2 separate regions of the Homo sapiens genome follow, and region 1 is linked to region 2. Evidence: read pairs that join two places in POLR2A ChIA-PET (ENCODE). Cell type or tissue: PC-3. All regions are shown on one strand. Links, peaks and the distances in the headings refer to the core of each region. The heading gives the core; the rest is flanking DNA.

Region 1 (10,239 bases), core at 3,320-8,319, 120 kb after region 2:
TAAGTGTGAGCCACCGCGCCCGGCCCACACTTTGTATTAAAGCAACATGGTCATTGTTGAACTTCCACCAGCAAGCTGCTGACGTTTTGTTGACAATTTACCCTCTTCCTCACCTACTCTCTCCCACTCAGCCTCCAAATTCTCAGCGTTACCTGTTCACACCCACTTTCCTTCTAATCTGCTCTCTGGATGTCTGGGAGTGTGGCCCAAGGATAGGGAGTGATATCAGAGGGTGGGAAGAGGTTGCAGACTGAACAGGGAGCTGTTTGTGGGCTAAAAGATGTTAATGTGTGCTCACCAGACTCCCTAGGCTTTCTGAAAGCATCTGAATGTCTGTCCAACTGCAAGCTACGTCATGGAAACAGGACCGCCCTGAGGGGCTCTCCAATATGAATGCCAGGGCTGCCAGATTCCACAGACAAGAATAAAGGGCATCCAGTGAATTCTGAATTTCAGAGAAGCAGCATTTTTTTCATTAAAAGTAAGTCCCGTGTAATATTTAGGGCCTATTTTTTTCCTAGTGTATGTTCCTATGTAAATATTTGGGACATACTTTGATTTTAAAAATTCATTGTTGATTTGGAATTCAAATTTGGGCATCCTGTGTTTGATTTGGTGACCCCAATCCAGACCCTGTATTCAAAAGGGAAAACACAACAAAATTAAACAAAAGCCTTGTTTGAAATCTATAGCAAATGGCTGTGAAGAAGTAAATATATATTTGTAAATAATATTTACAGGAAATACATATAATATACATCTTATAATTATATATATAATTATATATCTTATAATTATATATATAATTATATATCTTATAATTATATATATAATTATATATCTTATAATTATATATATAATTATATATCTTATAATTATATATATAATTATATATCTTATAATTATATATATAATTATCTATCTTATAATTATATATATAATTATCTATCTTATAATTATATATATAATTATCTATCTTATAATTATATATAATTATCTATCTTATAATTATATATAATTATCTATCTTATAATTATATATAATTATCTATCTTATAATTATATATAATTATCTATCTTATAATTATATTAATTTATATTATTTATATATTAATTAGATTAATTTATATTATTTATATATTAGATTAATTTATATTATTTATATATTAGATTAATTTATATTATTTATATATTAATTAGATTAATTTATATTATTTATATATTAATTAGATTAATTTATTTTATTTATATATTAATTAGATTAATTTATTTTGTTTAATATATGATATAAAGTTAATATTTAATAGATAATTAATGCATAATATATTAATTATATATTAATTACATATTTCTATTTAATATATATTAAATTATATAATATATTAAATAGAAATATGTAATTAATATATTAAATTATATAATATATAAATAGAAATATATATGTTAATTATATTTATATATATAATTAATTTCCAAAGTTACTGTGAATTTTTAGTGGTTCTTTAAAGTGTTCTCCACTGTCCCTCCTCAGAAATATGGAACTCCATGTGACTTTTCCAGCAGTGGGTCCCATTCACACTCACACTCCATTTCACAGAAGGTTTGCTCTTCTGAAGTCCCGTCCCTTCCTCCTTGTGGCTAACGTAGAGCCTAGGGTTAGCCAGTTGGACATTGCTTCTTCGTTCCCTTGTGAACTCAACAAGTTTTCTCATTCTGTCACCAGCAATGGCCACCCAAGTAAATGAAGGCAATTAGGCAGGGTGGGGACTGCAGCAAATTGTTGAGTTCAAAGCCCTAAGTGTCTTCAAATTCAGGTATATATATATGATATGCAGCATCCAGGCCAAACAAGTTTCAGACCCCCTGTGGCTCTAAGGCTGTCAATCTCCACCCAGCTTCTGCAGTCCCCATCCCTTTGTGTTCCCATGCAATCCCATGTTTATTTGTATTGCAGTACTTGCCAGACTTGATCATATTTTGTAACTGGTTAGTTTCCTCCTTTTTTTTTTTTTTTTTTGAGATGGAGTCTCCCTCTGTCACCAGGCTGGAGTGCAGTGGTGGGATCTCAGCTCACTGCAACCTCTGCCTCCTGGGTTCAAGTGATTCTCCTGCCTCAGCCTCCTGAGTAGCTGGGATTACAGATACGTGCCACCATGCCCAGCTAATTTTTGTATTTTTGATAGAGACGGGGTTTCACTATGTTGGCCAGGATGGTCTTGATCTCCTGACCTCATGATCCGCCCACCTTGGCCTCCCAAAGTGCTGGGATTATGGGCATGAGCCACCGCACCCGGCCTAGTTTCCTCCATTTTACTGTGAAGTATTGAGGACAGGGACCCTGCCTGAATCATCTTTGTATCCTAAGAGTAGGACATGCTTGCTTGGGATCTAACGGGCTCAATGGATGGTTGAGTAAGGAATTAGCTTATATCTAACAATCCTCCAGCAGTACCTAAGGAGAAAAGAGGCAATCTATGAGAATGTGTACTGACAAATGAAAACCACCTGAACACACAGAGCGATGCACAGGCACACGTTTTCCTGGGGTAAATGCTGTGACAGCTGCAGAAGGTCCACACCCACTGATAGGGTTTGGCTGTGTCCCCACCCAAATCTCATCTTGAATTGTAGCTCCCATAATTCCCATGTGTCATGGGAGGGGCCTGATGGGAGGTAATTGAATCATGGGGGTGGGTCTTTCCCTTGCTGTTCTCAGGATAGTAAGTCTCACGAGATCTGACGGTTTTATTAAGGGGAGTTCCCCTGCACATGCTCTCTCTTGCTTGCCACAATGCAAGATGTGACTTTGCTCCTCCTTTGCCTTCTGCCATGGTTGTGAGGCCTCTCTAACCATGTGGAACTGTGAGTCCATTAAACCTCTTTTCTTTATAAATTACCCAGTCTTGGGTATGTCTTCATTAGCAGCATGAGAACTGACTAATACACCCACCTAACCACCCTCAGTAGCAGAGTTCTCCAAACACTGGCAGGCAGTATGCCATCCGAAATGGGCTTTGGAGATAGAGCAGCACGAATTATTTTTTAATTGAAATATGTAAAATTTGAATTAGTGCATGTGGACTTCAATTGCAGAGGATTCACTGTGTTTTCTTCTGATTTATCCTTAAATCTGTATCTAATTACCCTTTTATCATAATTATTGCTTATAACGACTCTTTGGTTAAAAGAAATAAAGCTCAAGACTGAACATGTAGTTTGAGGAATAAACTCTGGACTCCGTCCATTTCCATGATTGCTTCAACTCTGGAATAGGGGGAGGTATGAAGGAACCATATGGGGTCTCCGTACTTAATAGGCCCCGACTTCCTCATATGCTTGTGTGTGCATGTACACATGAAAGCATCCTTACTCTGAACCAAGAGAAGAATAAGAAATGCTCCAGATGTAATATTTCTTTTTCTTGGGGATAAAGAAAGGGCTGTGTGAAAATGAGCACAAACACCCACGTTCTTCTCCTCTCTTCCCACAGAAACATCTGTAGGAATGTGTTCATCTGAGTCTGCATGGGCCCTGGCTGTCCATCGTCCTATTTTGTTTAACATTTATCTTGTTGTCTTTTTTGCACCTTTCTTTCTTTAACAGACAAGGTTTAACTCTGTCACCCAAGCTGAAATTCAGTGGTGTGATCACAGCTCACTGCAACCTTGAACTCCCAGGCTCCAACAGGTGCACACCACCACACCCAGCTAATTTTTAAATTTCCTGTACAGCTAGGATCTCGCTGTGTTGCCCAGGCTGGTCTTGAACTCCTGGTCTTAGGCAGTCCTTCTGCCTCAGCCTCCCAAAGGGCTGGGATTACCGGAATAAGCCACTGCTCCTGGCCTTTTTCTGCAACTTCAGTAAGCAGTCAGAATCATAATCCAGAAAAGTGTAAATTTGTTTAAATACTTCTCATTTAAATTCATGAAAACATTTCACATTCAATTATGCAATACCTTGCTTGTTTGTATTTCCACTCTCCACAGTGAGAACTTTGGCCACCTTTTGGTGCTAATCAGGACCAAGGCACAGGTTCAATTCTTGTTTTTGCCATTTGGATTGCATGGGGAAATTTTCTGGGTTGGGGGCCACAGGGCAAAATCTGAATATTGGACAATCTTCTTGGAAATGCATCAGAAGGAGAGTGTGCATGACTCAGTGCTTTGGCTCTGCTGGGAAGCAGCTGAAAAGTAAAGCTGCTCTCTTGGTATTGGTGGTGAGGATCAGGCACACAGGCAAGAATGGAACACGTTTTTGACCCAACTGGCTTGATGTCATGTGCTCATTCCAAGGCAGAGTATAAAATGTGCCCTCCGCAGACTCACCCCAGAGACTGACCCAAAAGGGCCCCCAATCCCTTTTGTTGTGTCTTGCCTGTGATTGGCACCTTATGCTTCAATTTAATGACTTGATGCTTTAAATCTTCCCTTGTTCCTTAGCCTAGGGTGGAATACACCATTCATTCATTCACACAATAATTTACTCCACCAACTAATGATTTAGCATCTCCCACATTTAGACCCAGAAGAAGACGCCTTAACAAATGAGACAGACACAGTTCATATTGTCAGCAACCTGTCATTGCAGCAGCAAGAGACAAAGAATAATTGTACGAGCCCATGCAAATGTATTCACCAGATGGAGTTAGGTGAAAAAAAGAAAGGCAATTCAGAGGAAGGGGATATAGAAGGAGGACAGGGTATTGTTTGGGGAAAAGTACAGTGCCGGGGTTAAGTACGTATGTTCTGAAACTAGACTGCCTAGGTTTGAATCTTGTCTCAATATCCACTAATGTGTGACCTTAGAAGAATTAACTTGCTTGTGCCTCTGTTACAACATCCATAAAATGGGGCCAGTAATGATACCATTTTTTTGGTTTCTTGTGAGATTTAGATGAGTAAATATGCGTCAAAAAGTGAGAATCAGGTCTGGCTCTGTGAGTGTTAGCCGTTCCTTGTTCTCCTTGCCCTCTGCCTACTCTGCTCAACATGGCTGTGGACCCACAGGCCCATTTCCTACATAATCCCAATTTATCTAGAAATAATTGGTTCTTTCTTGAAATAAAATTCATTTTAGATGCCTACGGAGGAGAAAATTATTTCTAAGATTTCCTTCCATGCCAACAGTAGGGGAAGATAGGATTTAGCTTTGAAGATTCCTTTTCACAGATGATTTGGAAAGTAAGAAGGGAGATTTAAAATGTTGTCTAACAATTTTTTTTAAAAAAACGATGCTACAAAGCTAAACTTTGTAAAATTGTTGATATTTACTGTTGGCCTAAAAACTCAGCAATTTCACATGGCTAAACTCATTACACAAGCAGACATTAGGCTGGATTTCTTACTTTTCAAACAACTGAACATCTCATGGCATCAACCTTATTTACTCACTTTTGATAAATAAGTACTGACTGACCTTTCCCCGTGCTCTATGCCGTGACTCACAAGTGAAGTTAGGTTCAGTAGTTTTTTGTGAAAATATCTTTTAAAAATTCGCTAAGTCCGCATGATGCATTTTTCTTAATACAATTATTTTCCATCTTTAACTTGCACTTGACTTTCATTGGGGAGCCATTAATTTATTTTCAAGTACAGATAAAACTGCCAAAAATACAATATTAGTATCATTGCCCATGGGAAGAAATGTTAGTGTACTTTTTTTCTACATTATAGACTAGGAATAGGGAGGGAGGGAGGTAGATATGTAGGTAGGTAGGTAGGTAGATGATAGATAGATAGATAGATAGATAGATAGATAGATAGATAGGGAGGGATGTAGGGGTTGTTACATCTTTAACTTCCACTCCAAACCTTGTTATCCTAATATTTAATTCTACCTTTATTTCTTATAATCTTTTTAAATCCTTTGTCATAAAGAAAAATTGCTTATACTAGTCTGGAGCCAATTTTTTAAGTCAGGTGAGCAAGAAAATGGGATGCATGGTTTCTAGATGTTTACACACAGCTAGATACACTAAACTAATAGATTGTTGCTTAAGGACATTTCACTTTTTGTGTTTATACATGTGTGAGAGATACTTCAGTGAAAGGCTGGAAACTTCCATCCCAAATCAGCTGTCTCTGGCTCTTGATTTCTCTGGTTCCAGGCCTTTCAGGATCTCTTTGTCTTTGCCACTGTTTCTCTGGCTTCTCCTACTCCTCAAAATTCATGATCGGAAAACCTCCAAAAGGTTAGAGACTCATAGATGGGCGGTTGGTGTGTGAGCATCTCTGAGTCAGAGTGGCAGGAAGCGTGACCAAACAATTCATTACCTTGGCATCTCAGGGGTCACCTGGGTTACCTGACAGCCCCTAATTAGTGGGTGTGAAACATCTTTTCTCCCCCAGGCTACTGAGCTAAAGTGAAGACTTCATTCTTGCTAGAGATTGATAGAGAAAAGTGGGTCCCTGGGCACAGCCTGTCTTGCAGACAGCAGAAAGCTACTTTGGAACGTCCCTCTGGAGGTCGTGCAAATGTTTTTATATCTGGAAACAGTCAGTGTTTTTTATGGAAACAGAGCCAGAGCTGTGATTAAAATAGCCATGGAGCTACTTTCTGTTTCAACCAACTCAACAATCTTAAAACCAAACAATTTTTAAAAAATAATTTTATTTTAAATTTGAATAAGATACAAATCTAGTTTCTTTAGGAATGAATTTTTCTCCCGTTGGGCATTTTAGATCTTTATTAAAAAGAAAGCATAGACATTCTCAAGAAAGCCTATCCTTATATTTTGAACAAATAATTGATTATTTAAAAACTCTTTCAGCGAGCATTTATTGAGTTCTTACTGGGGGCAAAGTGCCAGGTCAGGCCTTGGTCAAGTTCCTCCCTGCAGCAGATGGTATGGTGAGTGGGTTTTCTTTTGGCGTTGTTTGTTGGGTTTAAATCTGTACAGCTCTATCTCATGTTCAACGATAATGTGCTCCTGAAAAATTGTATGTAAATCGCATTTTTAAAAATGGAGTCCATTTAGAGTAATAGTAATCAGTTTGCATTTATGTGACTTTTCAGTTATTGAGTTAATGAACTATATACTGAATGGTTAAAAGTTCCTTTGGAGTTTCTCAGCTTTGGTACTGCCAATATTTTGGGTTGACAAATGTTTTTATCTTAGGGGCTGTCTTGTGTACTGTAAGATCGCTAGCAGCGTTCCTGGCCTCTACCAAAAATGTCTCCCGACATTGTTGAATGTCTCCTGGAGGGCAAAATCATCCCTAGACAAGAATCATGACTATAGAATAAAGTGTATGAATTTTAAAAGAGAGATTTAGGTTAGAGAAATATTCTTTTAGTGTCTTAATTAGTAAAATAACTCTCAATTGCCAAAATTTTCTTTCACTGTAATTAAATAAGTATATATTCATATTTCCTCAGTAACTAAGTTCAATGATAGCAAAATCAGTTTTTATTATGATTAGACAGCATCACCCTTCAATTTCAAAAACATTCAGTAGTTATTAGAACAAATTACAGCCATGTGTCTAGAATAATTGATCGTCTAATAAAAACAAAAACTCCCTCCATATGTCATCAATTTTATCACTCAAATAGTCACAGCCCAACTGTAAGAAATAATGAGATTTTTAGTTCCCTACCATGCAACTTTCTGAGTGGCTTGGAAAGTAGACTTACACTGGAATGAGAGTTGGTAGCAAGGGCCCTGTGCATAGTCTTATTCCTTCTCCTGTCTTCCCGCATTTGACCTTTCATAACCAGAACTTCCTGATCCCTAACTCCTAAGAAAATAACATTTCTTCTTAAGATTAAATGGTGATTCATTTGATGAATCAGAAAACTCATCAAAACATACTGTTATGACTATGAAGAACCTAGGAACTACCTAGTCATTTGGGTAGTTTACCAAGACTCAGAAATTGCTTGCATTTCAAATTGCCTTTAATTATTGGAGAACTACCGCAAATTTTTCTCCTAAACGAATACTCCATTATTACGAGACACCTGGTAATGCAAGTTTTAATATGTTTACTATAGGCAATGAAGAAAGTGAACTCTATAATACCCAGCTTGATGGAGCTAATGGCAGAAGACCAGTTAATAAAACTAACACATTCCAATTGTTTGATATAAGAGGTTGTTGGGAGTGTGACTTTTTTTTAAAAAGCCATTTAATTACATACCCTGATGTCTTCACTCAGCCATTCCCTAAAATATATTTTCCCAATTTCAGCATATACCCCTTCTCTACTCTCAATTAGCTATTGCATTGGGCCTTTGCTTCCAAGCCCCATAAGTAATAGTAACTTAATTTTCCAAGTCATAAATCAGGTAAACTTATGCTGCATAGCACGTGTTCCATTTGTTTTTAATCAGGGGCAGCCTGGTACTCAGAGGTCGGAAGCTTTAATTCAATGGGGTCCTGTGTCTTTTTGGAGGGAGAAATCTTTTGGCTTCTTAGAATTCCCTTTGTGAATGTTTTAAGTATCCTTTTGGCAAAAGTTTGAATATATAAAGTATCTCATATGGAATCCTTTAATTCACTCACCTATACACACTCCCTTTTACTTCAGCTCTAAGATTAAAAGAAACATTTAACGACATTTTTATACTCCTGTATTCTCCTGATTTTATCTATTGTACTTAAGAAAAATCATACATTTAGCTGCTGGCGAAAGAGACACAAGAGAAGAGAGTTAAGAGATGTTTGATTTCTAGAAATCATTTCAAAGAAATAGCTCTAACAAACAGCAACATCACTGATATTGTTTAGGTTCCATATTGTCTTGAGAAAAAAGAAATGACCACATAAAAACCTTTAGAGTTTCTAAAAACTCAGAGTCCCTAGCACAACATTTTATGACTGAAAATCATCTTGGAGGTACTTCCTATAACCCTCTCATTTCACCCACAAAGACAGTGATACCTAGAGCGGTTACAAATCCAGATAGTTGTCACAGCCTATTAGTGCCAAGCTAAAATCAGAGCTCCATTCTGCTGTTATTCTATGCCCTTTTATATTGTACCTATTAGTAAATAATAGCTAGTAAGTATGTATTTAGTTATTCATACACTCATCTAATATAAAACATCCAAATATTTGAAAGTTTCTTAATTATTTACCAATCTTTACTATTTCATCTAGACATATTGCAGTAAAATTTTAGAACAGAAAGAATCAAGAGAAAAATCCCAAAAGCTATCAGATAAGAAAAAAATAAAGATTACCTATAATAGAAGAGAAATCATATTGACATATGAGTTCTCATCAATGTTAGACAGAAGAATACAGTAAGCACTTTAAATGCTGGAAGAAATTTAAATTTTAAAATGCTACAGGAAAATTTATTTTAGCCCATAATTCTCTACCTAGTGATATTATTCGAGCATGAGCTTGAAAGGAAGATAGCTTTCTACATATGAGTAATAAGACAAACTCCTGCAAACACTCTGAAGGTATTATAAGAAGTTATATAACAACAAGAAAGATGAATCCAAGAGAAACTAATGAGATAGAAGAACTAAAGGTTAGCAATGAAACTAGGAAAATTTGATGTTAAGTTTAATAAGCATTCATTGAAAAAAATCTGGAACTACACTTTTAGAAGCTATCTATTAGAATTTATTGAAGCATAAAATGGGAGTATGAAAGAGTAGAAAGATTGAAGTAGCTACATTTGTAAACCAATTTGTAGGGTAAATTTGTAGAAGTTATTAACATTTAAAATGGACATTTCCTATGAACTAGCAGCTCTTTTTCTCAGGTGTTGCCATTAAGAAAAACATGCATATGGCCAGGCGCATTGGCTCACACCTGTAATCCCAGCACTTTGGGAGGCCGAGGCGGGCGCATCACGAGGTGAAGAGATCGAGACCGGACTGGCCAACATGGTGAAACCCCGTGTCTACTAAAAAAATACAAAAATTAGCTGGGCGTGGTGGCACACGCCTGTAGTCCCAGCTACTCAAGAGGCTGAGGCAGAAGAATCGTTTGAACACAGGAGGTGGAGGTTGCAGTGAGCCAAGGTCGCACCACTGCACTCCAGTCTGGTGACAGAGCGAGACTCTGTCTAGGAAAAAAAAAAAAAGAAAAAGGAAAAGAAAAGAAAAACATGCATATGTGCACAAGGATGTAGAAAGCCCAAGGATTTCATAGCAGCAATTGCTCCTAATAGGAAAAAAAAAAATTTTTTTAAGCTGTCTTTCAGCCAAGGAGGATAGCTAAAAAATGGGGTATATCTTATCATTGAATCCCTAGTAGTGATTAGAAAATCAAAAAGGA
Region 2 (10,239 bases), core at 2,733-7,732:
TGTGAAGGGAAGGGAGGAAAGGGATTTCCGGAAGTCTCCCGCTCTCCCTCCTGCCTGCTTCCCTCCTTCCCCTAGCGGTTGATTGCGAGGAGCAGCGGAAGGAAGGATGTATCAAACCGAAAGAAGAAAGAACCCCTGCCAGTCGCCCCCATGACATCCGACTCTGAACGGCAGCGATCTAGAGGCTGTGGCGTGTTGCAGATTAACAGCAGCGAGGGCAGGAGGCAAATCAGATGCCGCAGGAGCTGACTGTTTTCTTTAGCCCTGAGAGCTGACTGTAGGCACAGGTTGCATATCAAAGGCAACGGGAATCAGTCTGTGGCAATATTACATCAGGTCCTGGACTGGTGGTGGTGTTGGTTGCGGGGGTGGGCGGTGGGGTCCAAGTCCTAAAAGATGTCAGTCAAACACCAGCTGAGCTTCTAGACCTCCTTCTGTGGCCCTTCTTCTGATCAAGTATGCAAATAATAATACAGTCAGGCTCTACCTCCTGCAATTAGCACAGGGGAGGGCTGAGTAACTGGGAGGACTTAGCCTTCTCCCTGTGGTTATCTTGTAAGGCTTTGAAGTGTAACTTTTGTTTTGTTTTGCTTGCTTTCCCCCTGCATAGAAATTTCCCTTAAGGGAAGGGTGGGTCTAAACTACCTTTAAAATGAGTTTCCACTCCCTGAACAAGGCTTGTAAAAGCTTGAGAGAAAATGCCAGGGGAAAGCATGGAAACTTTCTGGGGATAAACTATGGGTCTCCACCTTTGCACTTAATCAGGGGACAGCCACTAACCCCAGTAGCTGCATGCTTTCTGCCACCTTCATCTACCTGAGCAAAACTTCAAGGACATGTTTATGCTGAATCTCCAGAGAGAGCAATAGAAGCCCAGCTTGAGGGAAATGACTGGACCTTGATTACTTAGGATAAAAAGAGATCAATTTATGGTAGGACTATCTATTTATGTCTGCACATTCATCAGGTTTGCCTAGGAAAGGAGTCTCAGAAAATGTGTTGGAATTGGGCACTTCTGATGTCTATCCTATTCCTTGTCTTGGTTGATAACACTTTCTCCAGTCCCCAGATCTCATTTTAGGAAATGAGACTTGTTATCAGGCATCCTAGAGCCTCCATATTTTTCTGAGTCTTTCTGTGTCTGCCGGCACCATTGACGTTGTTACTATTGCTGGTTTTCCTCTTATATTTTCTGTGAAAATGCTTAGGAGCTTTTAAGAACTGGTGGCCACCAGAGAGGTTAAACATTATAAACAATATAAAGCAAAGGAATCTTAGTGTGCTGTCTTTGGGGTGTGTCATTGCTGTACAGCTTCTCTTTTTTTCCTAAAAAACCCTAATCATCTTCTGTGGTGGGAGGGGTTGGAGTTGAAGGGATGGCTAGTTGAGGTGGGGGCAATTTGTGCTGTACCTGTCTCTGACAGTCTTTTAATTTTTCATTCGTCTATGCAAATTTATTGTAAAAGAGGTATGGCTTTTTCATTCTTTCACTCATTGACTTAGCCATTCAACAAACATATATCCAGCATGTGCCTTGAGTAGGACAAGGCTGAACACTGTTTTTAAAAGGTATGTTTCTGTAAAGATGCACTCTTCCCTGACCACCAGACCCTGCCAAACCTTTGAGAGAGTGTCTCTGAGAAGGAATGAGCAAGGGAAAATATCCCATTAGAAGGGAACTCTTGGGTCCTCACCCCTCCTGAGATAGAGATGAATAAGGGCATCTTCTAAAGCACTGAGAACTGTTAAGCTGTCCTTAAGCGGGTGAGGGATATGACTTTTGAAAATAATAGTAAAAACAGTTTATGTGGGGATAGTTTATGAGAGTTCACAGAACCCTTTCATGTGTGTTACTAGAATGAGTGTTGGGTTGAAGATTAGGCAGACATGCTCCCAATAATACTTTTGAAGCGCTGGACACATGCTGTGTTTCACCAAGAAGTTAGCAATTGTTCATAGTTGTAGTATCTGTGACACAGGTCCCAAATGTTCAGATTAGCTAACGTGACCAAAGAGGAGAGGCTTGACATCTCTTTCGCTTGGTTCCATCTCCTTATTTTGTCACTCAACCTAGTGTGTGTGGTCATCCGTTCACAAAACAAAACAGAGATGAAAAACCAACTTAAAAAAACAGGGCTGGGCACGGTGACTCACGCCTGTAAACCTAGCACTTTGGGAGGTCGAGGCAGGCAGATCACGAGGTCAGGAGATGGAGACCATCCTGGCTAACACGGTGAAAACCCGTCTCGACTAAAAATACAAAAAATCAGCTGGGCGTGGTGGTGGGTGCCTGTAGTCTCAGCTACTGGGGAGGCTGAGGCAGAAGTATCGCTTGAACACAGGAGGCAGAGGTTGCAGTGAGCCAAGATTGCACCACTGCACTCCAGCCTGGGCAACAGAGTGAGACTCTGTCTCCAAAAAAAAAAAAAAATGTATATATAATATATATAAAAATATATACATAATATATAAAATATATATTTTATATATTTTATATATAATATATAAAATACATATGTATTATATATTAAAAATATACATAAATATATATAGAGAGAGTGATGATTTTAGGGAACAAGTCTGATTTCAGGATTTTGGGTTGCTTCTGTTCCTCTGGGTGTTTTCTTGGACCCAGAGTCAATATTTAAAACAAAACAAAACAAAAACACCTACCAATTCTCAAGTTTTGACCCTTGTGTCATTTATCATCAGAAGTCATGGGATGCACAATTATAGGACCCAGGATTGAGTTAATCTTTGAGGGATAAATTGTGGCACATTCTGTTTTTGAGGGCTGTTGCAAATCTAAATATCTTTGTCAGTGATTTATGATCTTCTGTGATTGTTTATTTAGTTTCCTTGGTCAAAAAAAAAAAAAAAAAGGCAGCTTTTAGGGTCAGCCTTCTGTGAACAGCGGCTGGACATCTCAACAGCCTCAGCCCAGCCTTGGGCTTCTGCTGAGATGCAAGCATAATGACCAGGAATGTGATCTATCCCCAGCCAGATGGTCAATAGCTGGAAATACTACTCCCTCCACGGTAATTACAATCTAGGGGAGGTTGAGAGGGAGGATCAGCAAATCTGGTTGATCTGAATGGATTTCCACTCCACGTTCAAGCATTTTGGGTTTGAGAAAACCCCCAACACTTCGAGCCCTGGGCATTTTTTCCATTAATATTTTAAATTGATGTTCATGTCAAGGGAAATTTAATACATAGGTTTCTGATTCATTTACACTTAACTCATCAAAATATTGTTCTGTAAGAAGTGATTGGTGTCCAAGAAATCTTAAGAGCCTTTTTATAAGCTTTTAAACTTCTTTTAAACGTTAAGAAACAGAAGTTACAGTCTCCCCAGTGTAAACAGGAGTGAATCCCTGGTTGAGGGGGAGGGAATGCGGGAGGATGGAGAGAGTGGATATAAGGCGCCAAGACACACTGACCTCAGTCCTTGAGGGACAAGAAAGTGGAGCCCAGGACTTTCCAGTCCCCACCTAGTGATCAACGTCTCACCCACGGTCAGGGGAGCAACTGGTGGTTCTACTTTTTTGAATTCTGAAGGCAAAGGCAAGCTTTTTTTAGGGGTCCTGCTGTTGGCAGAGAAAGCTCCCAAGAGTTCTGCAGAGAAGAAGGATATAGACTCCAAAATTTTACTTCCAGGCAAGGCCTCCCCCCACCCTCTTTTTCCCCTTCAAAGAAAGTGCTCATAATGTATCCTTTCATTTATAATTTTATGAAGGTCTCAATTGAACATGTAAAGAAAGTGGAAAAATTCTAAGTTGCCATGGATGTTTGGCATTTTTCCTACTATACTAAAATCTACTTTCTGCCCCAAGCAAAATGGTTTCAGAGATTCCAATAAAAGGGGGTGGAAGACAGTGAGAGCAGAGGTCTGGAATCAGAGTCTTCATGAAATGTATTTGTATTTTAATTATTTGAATATGATCGACTTCTGTTTCACCCTATTTCACTTGGCTTCCTGTGGTAAAATACAGCTCCTTTGCATTTCATAAAGCTTGTAACTTCTGTAAATGAACACTCACGTGTTTTATCTTGTTTTACTCATCCTTCTACAAAATGATAACTGTAGCAGAATTCAGCATCTATGGCTTAGGTTTGTTTATTTGTTATATATTGTTTTTATTTTTCCTCTTTTGTTTTCTTAGAAGAGGGAAAGCTTGAGAATAAATCAGCAATGATAAAAATTTTGTTCTGTTTTTGGAGTTTTCAAAAATTCTCATAATTTTAAGAAAATGCAGAAAGCATTCATATTCAGAAAAGGAGCCAAGGAATAGTGTTAGACACCACTTCAGATTTATCCAATATAATATTTACAAAGTGGTGGCTTTTTTTCTTAGTGTAAGTTTTAATCTATTGGTATTAGCAATATCTGCTTTTCTCCTGCCTTGCTTTACACAGATTCATGATTTTCTAAAAACTGATGTTTTACTCAAATTGAGGTAGGTTCTTTTCTACTGTCTTACATAACTTTGGGTGCATAGACCAAGATTATTTATACACTGTAGAAGTCGATGGTATTAAATCCGCTCAAGAAGTAAGAGAAGTCAGAGGCTAAGTCACGAAAAACCTTTGTCAAAAGACTGTAGGGTGAATGTGGTTTTTGCATCCAAAGCTTTACCTGTGGGTCTAATATAGATTCTGTGCATTCATCTTCTGCAGGGACCATTTCAGTAGAGCCTTTTAAGACACATGTTTTGGAATACAGTCAAATGCGTGCTGCTGTATGACCAGCCTATTTGGTAAGGATTGCCCAAAACTTCTGTCTTGTCAGATTTAGATGTGGAGATTTTTTTGAAGAAATTGCATGTAGAAATTCTTCCATGAGTTCTGATAGGAACATGAAAAACATGCTTCTGAAAAACAGGGTAGACGTCTGAGTACTTTGAGACACTCATCTACTACTATTGTTGAAGTGTTTCTTTTTTTGAATAAAATTTTAAATAGTATTACTATTACCCTAATTATACTATTTATTTCACAGTTAAATTCTTTGCATCTTTTTTTTTCTTTTGAGAAAAAGCTAATGTGATATATATCTTCATAACTGCTATTGCCTTTTTAAAAATCTCTTTTTAAATGATGAATTTTACAACATCCCTGAAAGCTTAGGTTTGAGGTGTGTGCCTCTTACTAACATGAGGTGTCAGTGCTGATCTCTAACGTTGCTTTTGTGCTACTTGAATTATCAGTTGGCAAAGCAAATTCTTGTCCATGCAGGGTAGGGCTACACGTATTTTCAGCAAGGTTTTAAATTTTTTTCTCTGTTGAGTTAAAATTATGTAAAAAGAAAAATCAACTGATGTTAATAATGCTGACACCTATTAAATAATTACTTTGGTTTTGTGATCATTCCATTTAACTGTTGCAATTGCCCCAATTCATAGTTGAGAAAACTGTGACTTTAAAAAGTCATGTGATGCAGGTATTGATTAGATAAACCAGTACGGCTCCTTGCAGTGCTGGGTAACTTGAGCGTGTTGGCTGGATGATCTCTTTGTGATGATGTTTGTGTTAACGGCCCAGCATTAGAGTGGGGACTTAATTGACAAACAGAACTGTTTACATTTTCTTTGACGTAATATGTTTTAAGTTAGAAGAATAATTTTTATACCCAAAGCCACATTTTCTCATGTTAATTGTGTAGGTATATTTCTAGTTATTATTTGTTCATTGATACACTCACTTAATGAACGCTGACTCTTAGCTGAATAAGGCTGGAAATAGGCAAGGCACCTGGCTTTGCGTATATAATCAAATAGGGGAATTAATACAGAAATAATTAGAAAATCATGTAAGAAAGTCTAATACAAGTATTTTACAAAACAACTAGCTTTATCATATAACTTTCAACTTGAACATGACTTCCTAGTTAGGAAACCATTTTACCAAGAATGCAGGAAGTTAAGCCTTCATAATATTTACAAACACTCCAGAGTTAACTTTTTTTTCTGCCCTGTAAATATCACCTCAAGTATTTGGTTTTGCCACAAAACATTAGATAAGCCCAATTTAAACTGTGATTCCTAATTCTGGAAATATGCAAATGCTACTAAAAGATAAGCTTCATTTTCAGTTCCCTCATGGCTGTTAGTCACCAGAAGAAGGGAGAGTCAATTTCCAATTTATTTCCAATGTTAAAACCTTCATTTTGAACATTGTTTTTCATTCTAGTTATAGCTACATCTTACCTCTTTGCAATGGTGGGAGACCCTTCCCTAAATTGCCCTCTTCTTTATGGACTGTTAAACTAGCAGAAAGCGCTAATTAAATGATCATTAGCTTGAGGATGATTGATTACACTTAGATTTACATGTTGCCTTTTATGTTCAAAGAACTACTTAAGCATCAACTAATTAATCTGCAAGTGAAGAATACTTCCAGCATTACTCTATAATTAGACAATCTCAGGAGGAAACAAGAGGATTTCAAAGGGGAGTCAGATGGTTTCGCAGACCGCTACATCATTTATTTTTTCATCACTCAGGTAAAATGGCCAGACCTGAATCCAGTTGCCAACTCATTATTCTTATTTACAAATAAGTTCATTTTTAAAAGGCCAAAGTTGTATAACAGATGAGGAGTTGGAAATAAAAACAAATGAATAACCAAAAGTATTGCCTCTCATCTCAGCTGTTTGGGTTATTTTTAACACTTTATTCCCCATAAAGAGTGAAATTAAGCAAGTCTGTTTCATGACATGTGGTAGACTATCCTTTCTCTCTTTTCTTTCCCAGCATACTCTTATTTGCAAGTTAGTGCTGTATACGTGTGTGTTTGTAGGTAGACAGAGAATTGGTACTTCTTTTGGGCTTTGGTTTCCTAGGTAGTAAGATAGGACAGATCCAAAATATATATGATGGGGCTGACAAACAGAATTTTATAAATATTTTTGGGAAGCAAATGTTTGTGACCATAAGAATGATTGATTGATAGAATGTTGGGAATCTGTTTGGTGTAATAATGCATACATTGAAGTAGAATACATCTTTATAAATTCATCCCAAAATTATATTTAAAACCATAATGACTTTTTCACCAACCTAATACACATAGCAAGGACCTTGAATAGTAACAAAAGACAATCGTCTTACTCAGGCATCTCATCTGTATGTATGGGTCAGTAGGCCAGCTCTGACCTATACATACAGATTAGGTATGATATTAAAATGATACTAAAATGTCAAGCTTCTGTTGGTCAGATGGTTGTTTATCAAACTTTCCTTGAAGCATAAGCAGTCTTCTCAGCTTTACAAAATAGAGGGATGTAGCAATAAGCAAATTCAGTTCAAGTTTCTGTTTTTGGTTGGTTTCAGATGAGCTTGTGTCGAATGCTAAATTTTCCCTAATTCAGCAACTAGCTTGTATATGAAAATTAAGTGTTTGTGGGGGAAACTGCACCATTTATTTTTTTGAAAACTTATAGCTATGCATTGATTTGTATTAACTTCTCTCCCCCACTTCATCACAGTAAATTAAAGTGATGATCTGTTTTTAGGTTATGATTTGTTAAGTGAGTGTCTTTGGGAGCCGTCACTTGATTTCCTCACCAGGAGTATGCCGTTTCCAACCTGTCAAGGACAGCCTAGATTTACCATGCCACACAGGCATTCTGATACGAAATTCAAAAAGTTGGGATTGTTAGAAGAGCTAGAAAGCACAGATTGCACTCAGTTGGACAAAGATAAACAGAAAGCTTGCTTTTTTATGAAATTGGAGATTAAATGAGTTGATGGAATCAAGCCTAGACAGCCACATAAGCCAGAGTGGAAAATTATAGACTAAAATGCATCTGATACTGAAGAGAATGACTCTCTCCAAAAGCCCTCACTTTTTATTTGATTCAAGGAGTCTTTATAAGCTCAGCAAACCCTAAGATTTTAACAAGAAAAACAAAAGCCTCCAAACAGCATGGCTTTCATCCAGCGCTTTTGTGATTTACAAATGACCAGATTTAAAACTTTAATCATCTCACACCTAGGGATTTTTTGGATTTGTTTTAGTTTGTAAGGCATGTCCACAGACAAAATGACTCACAAAAAACAGAATCAGCCTAAACCCCCAATTGGCCCTATTCCTCTGTCAAATCAAGACAGTCAGTTTTGCCCTGGGATTTCAGAGTGTCCCCAAGTGGCCCTTCTATTGACGCAATGTTCATCTTGCAGCTATAATCACTGGTTTCTTTTGAAGTGTACTTAAGCTCTTGCTTAAGTAAATCCATTCATGGACAATTATTTAAGAGATTGGAAAATTCTTTGTTCACGTGAAACCTTTCTTCCTGAGCTTCCTTATAACTTGAGATGATGACTTCTTTGGTCGACTCAATGCCATGCTTCCCACTCTGTGAGCCTGTTTTATAGAGGCAGTATAACAGGTGATGTGAAGCCTTGATATACATTTGGAAGGTATGTGGAAGCTAAGAAAGTGCCCTTTGAGAATCCCTGGTCACTTCTGAAATTGTAATTCCTAGGAAGTTACTGGAGCTAAGACTTCTTTTTAGAGGGAAACAGAAAAAAAATAATAGGACTATGAAGATCAGGTCTTGATCCTTTCAGAGTTGCTAATGCTAATGTCACTGTTCTTCTTTTTTTTTTTTTTTTCCTTCCAAAGATAGAATGACACTAGTTAGAAAAATAAAAGTCTGTTATTTAACATTTCAGATTATGCCTCCAAATCCTACAGAAGTATAACAACCATAGAACAGACAAACACCAACAGCATCAACAACAGAGAAACTCAGTCCAGGAGGATATGAAACCCTTTGTAATAAAGAAAGCAACATCCATGAACATTTGTGTACATGTGTCTTTATGGTAGAATGATTTCTATTCCTTTGAGTATATACCCAGCAATGGGATTGTTGGGTCGAATGGTTCTGTTTTTAGCTCTTTGGGGAATCATTACACTGCTTTCCACAATGGATGAACTAATTTACACTCCCGCCAACAATGTGTAAGTGTTCCTTTTTCTCTGCAACCTGCAAGCATCTGTTTTTTTTAAAGTTTTTTATAATAGCCATTTTGACTTGTGTGAGATGGTATCTCATTATGGTTTAGATTTGCATTTATCTCATGATCAGTGATGCTGAGCATTTTTTTGTTACGCTTGTTGGCTGCATGTATACCTTTTTTTGAAAAATGTCTGTTCATTTCATTTGAAAAGTTTCATTTCATTTCCTTTGCCCACTGCAGCACTATTCACAATAGCAAAGATAGGGAATCAACCTAAATATCGATCAATGACAGATTGGATAAGGAAAATGTGGTACATATACACCATGAATGCTGCACAACCATAAAAAAGAACAGGATCATGTTTTTTGCGGGAACATGGATGGAACTGGAGGCTATTATCCTTGGTAAACTAACACAGGAACAGAAAACCAAATACTGCATGTTATCACTTACAAGTGGGAGAAAAATGAGGAGAACTCATGAACACAAACAGACACTGGGATCTACTAGAGGGTGGAAGGTGGGAGGAGGGAGAAGAGCAGAAAAAATAACTACTGAGTACTAGGCTTAGTACCTGGGTGATGAAATGATCTGTACATCAGACTTCTGTGACACAAGTTTACCTATCCTGCATATGTACCCTTGAACCTAAAAGTTTAAAAAAAGAGAAAGCAACAGCTAACTTAACCCATTCACTGATGTGCTACAACTTTCTCCCATAGGAAGATGCTCTCCCTAGCTTGTATCTTATAGTGATTTAAAAGCACAGGTTGAAAAATCCCTACTGGCCTGTCCAGACTTGGGACTCCTCCCACTTCAGTTCTTTACATTTGCAAAATGGAATTGAGCACCTTCCTCATGGAGGGTGACCAGCAGTCCCAGCTTGCCCAGGACACTCAGTTATAGCCAGTGATATGGTTTGGCTGTGTCTCCACCCAAATCTCACCTTAAATTGTAATCATCCCCACGTGTCAAGGGTGGGGCCAGGTGGAGATGATTGAATCATGGGGGTGTTTTTCCCCATACTGTTCTTGTGGTAGTGAAAATCTCACGAGATCTGATGGCTTTATAAATGGGATTTCCCCGGCACAATCTCTCTTGCCTGCCACCATGTGAGAAGTGACTTTGCTCCTGTTTTGCCTTCCACCATGATTGTGAGACCTCCCCAGCCATGTGGAACTGTGAGTCCATTACACCTCTTTTTCTTTGTAAATTACCCAGTCTTGGGTATTTCTTTATTAGCAGCATGAGAACACACGAATACAGCA

What was found. Peaks named below come from ENCODE experiments on the same cell type or tissue, not always from the same donor. Only the 100,000 strongest peaks of a DNase experiment are listed, where the experiment ranks them.
Region 1: POLR2A ChIA-PET joins it to region 2 with 5 read pairs; 3 of 35 experiments call an interaction of 5 or more read pairs at or near these places.

Annotation. Positions count from the first base shown.
Region 1 is chr17:71,897,056-71,907,294 of GRCh38, reverse strand. No RefSeq gene overlaps it. Among named protein-coding and RNA genes, the nearest start is that of ROCR, 120 kb to the left of the region's middle. RefSeq lists an enhancer at 5,764-6,963. In PC-3, for the core only: no CTCF peak of the experiment used is centred there; DNase peaks (open chromatin) are centred at 5,414, 6,264 and 7,734; H3K4me3 peaks cover 1,032 bases; H3K27ac peaks cover 3,424 bases.
Region 2 is chr17:72,020,418-72,030,656 of GRCh38, reverse strand. ROCR (regulator of chondrogenesis RNA) reads left to right here and starts at 4,678. Exons shown (of 3, transcript NR_110876.1): 1 at 4,678-4,759; 2 at 6,353-6,504; 3 at 8,678-8,806. LINC01152 (long intergenic non-protein coding RNA 1152) reads right to left here and starts at 3. Exons shown (of 3, transcript NR_110132.1): 1 at 1-3. RefSeq lists enhancers at 108-878, 9,979-10,078, 10,099-10,168. In PC-3, for the core only: no CTCF peak of the experiment used is centred there; no DNase peak of the experiment used is centred there.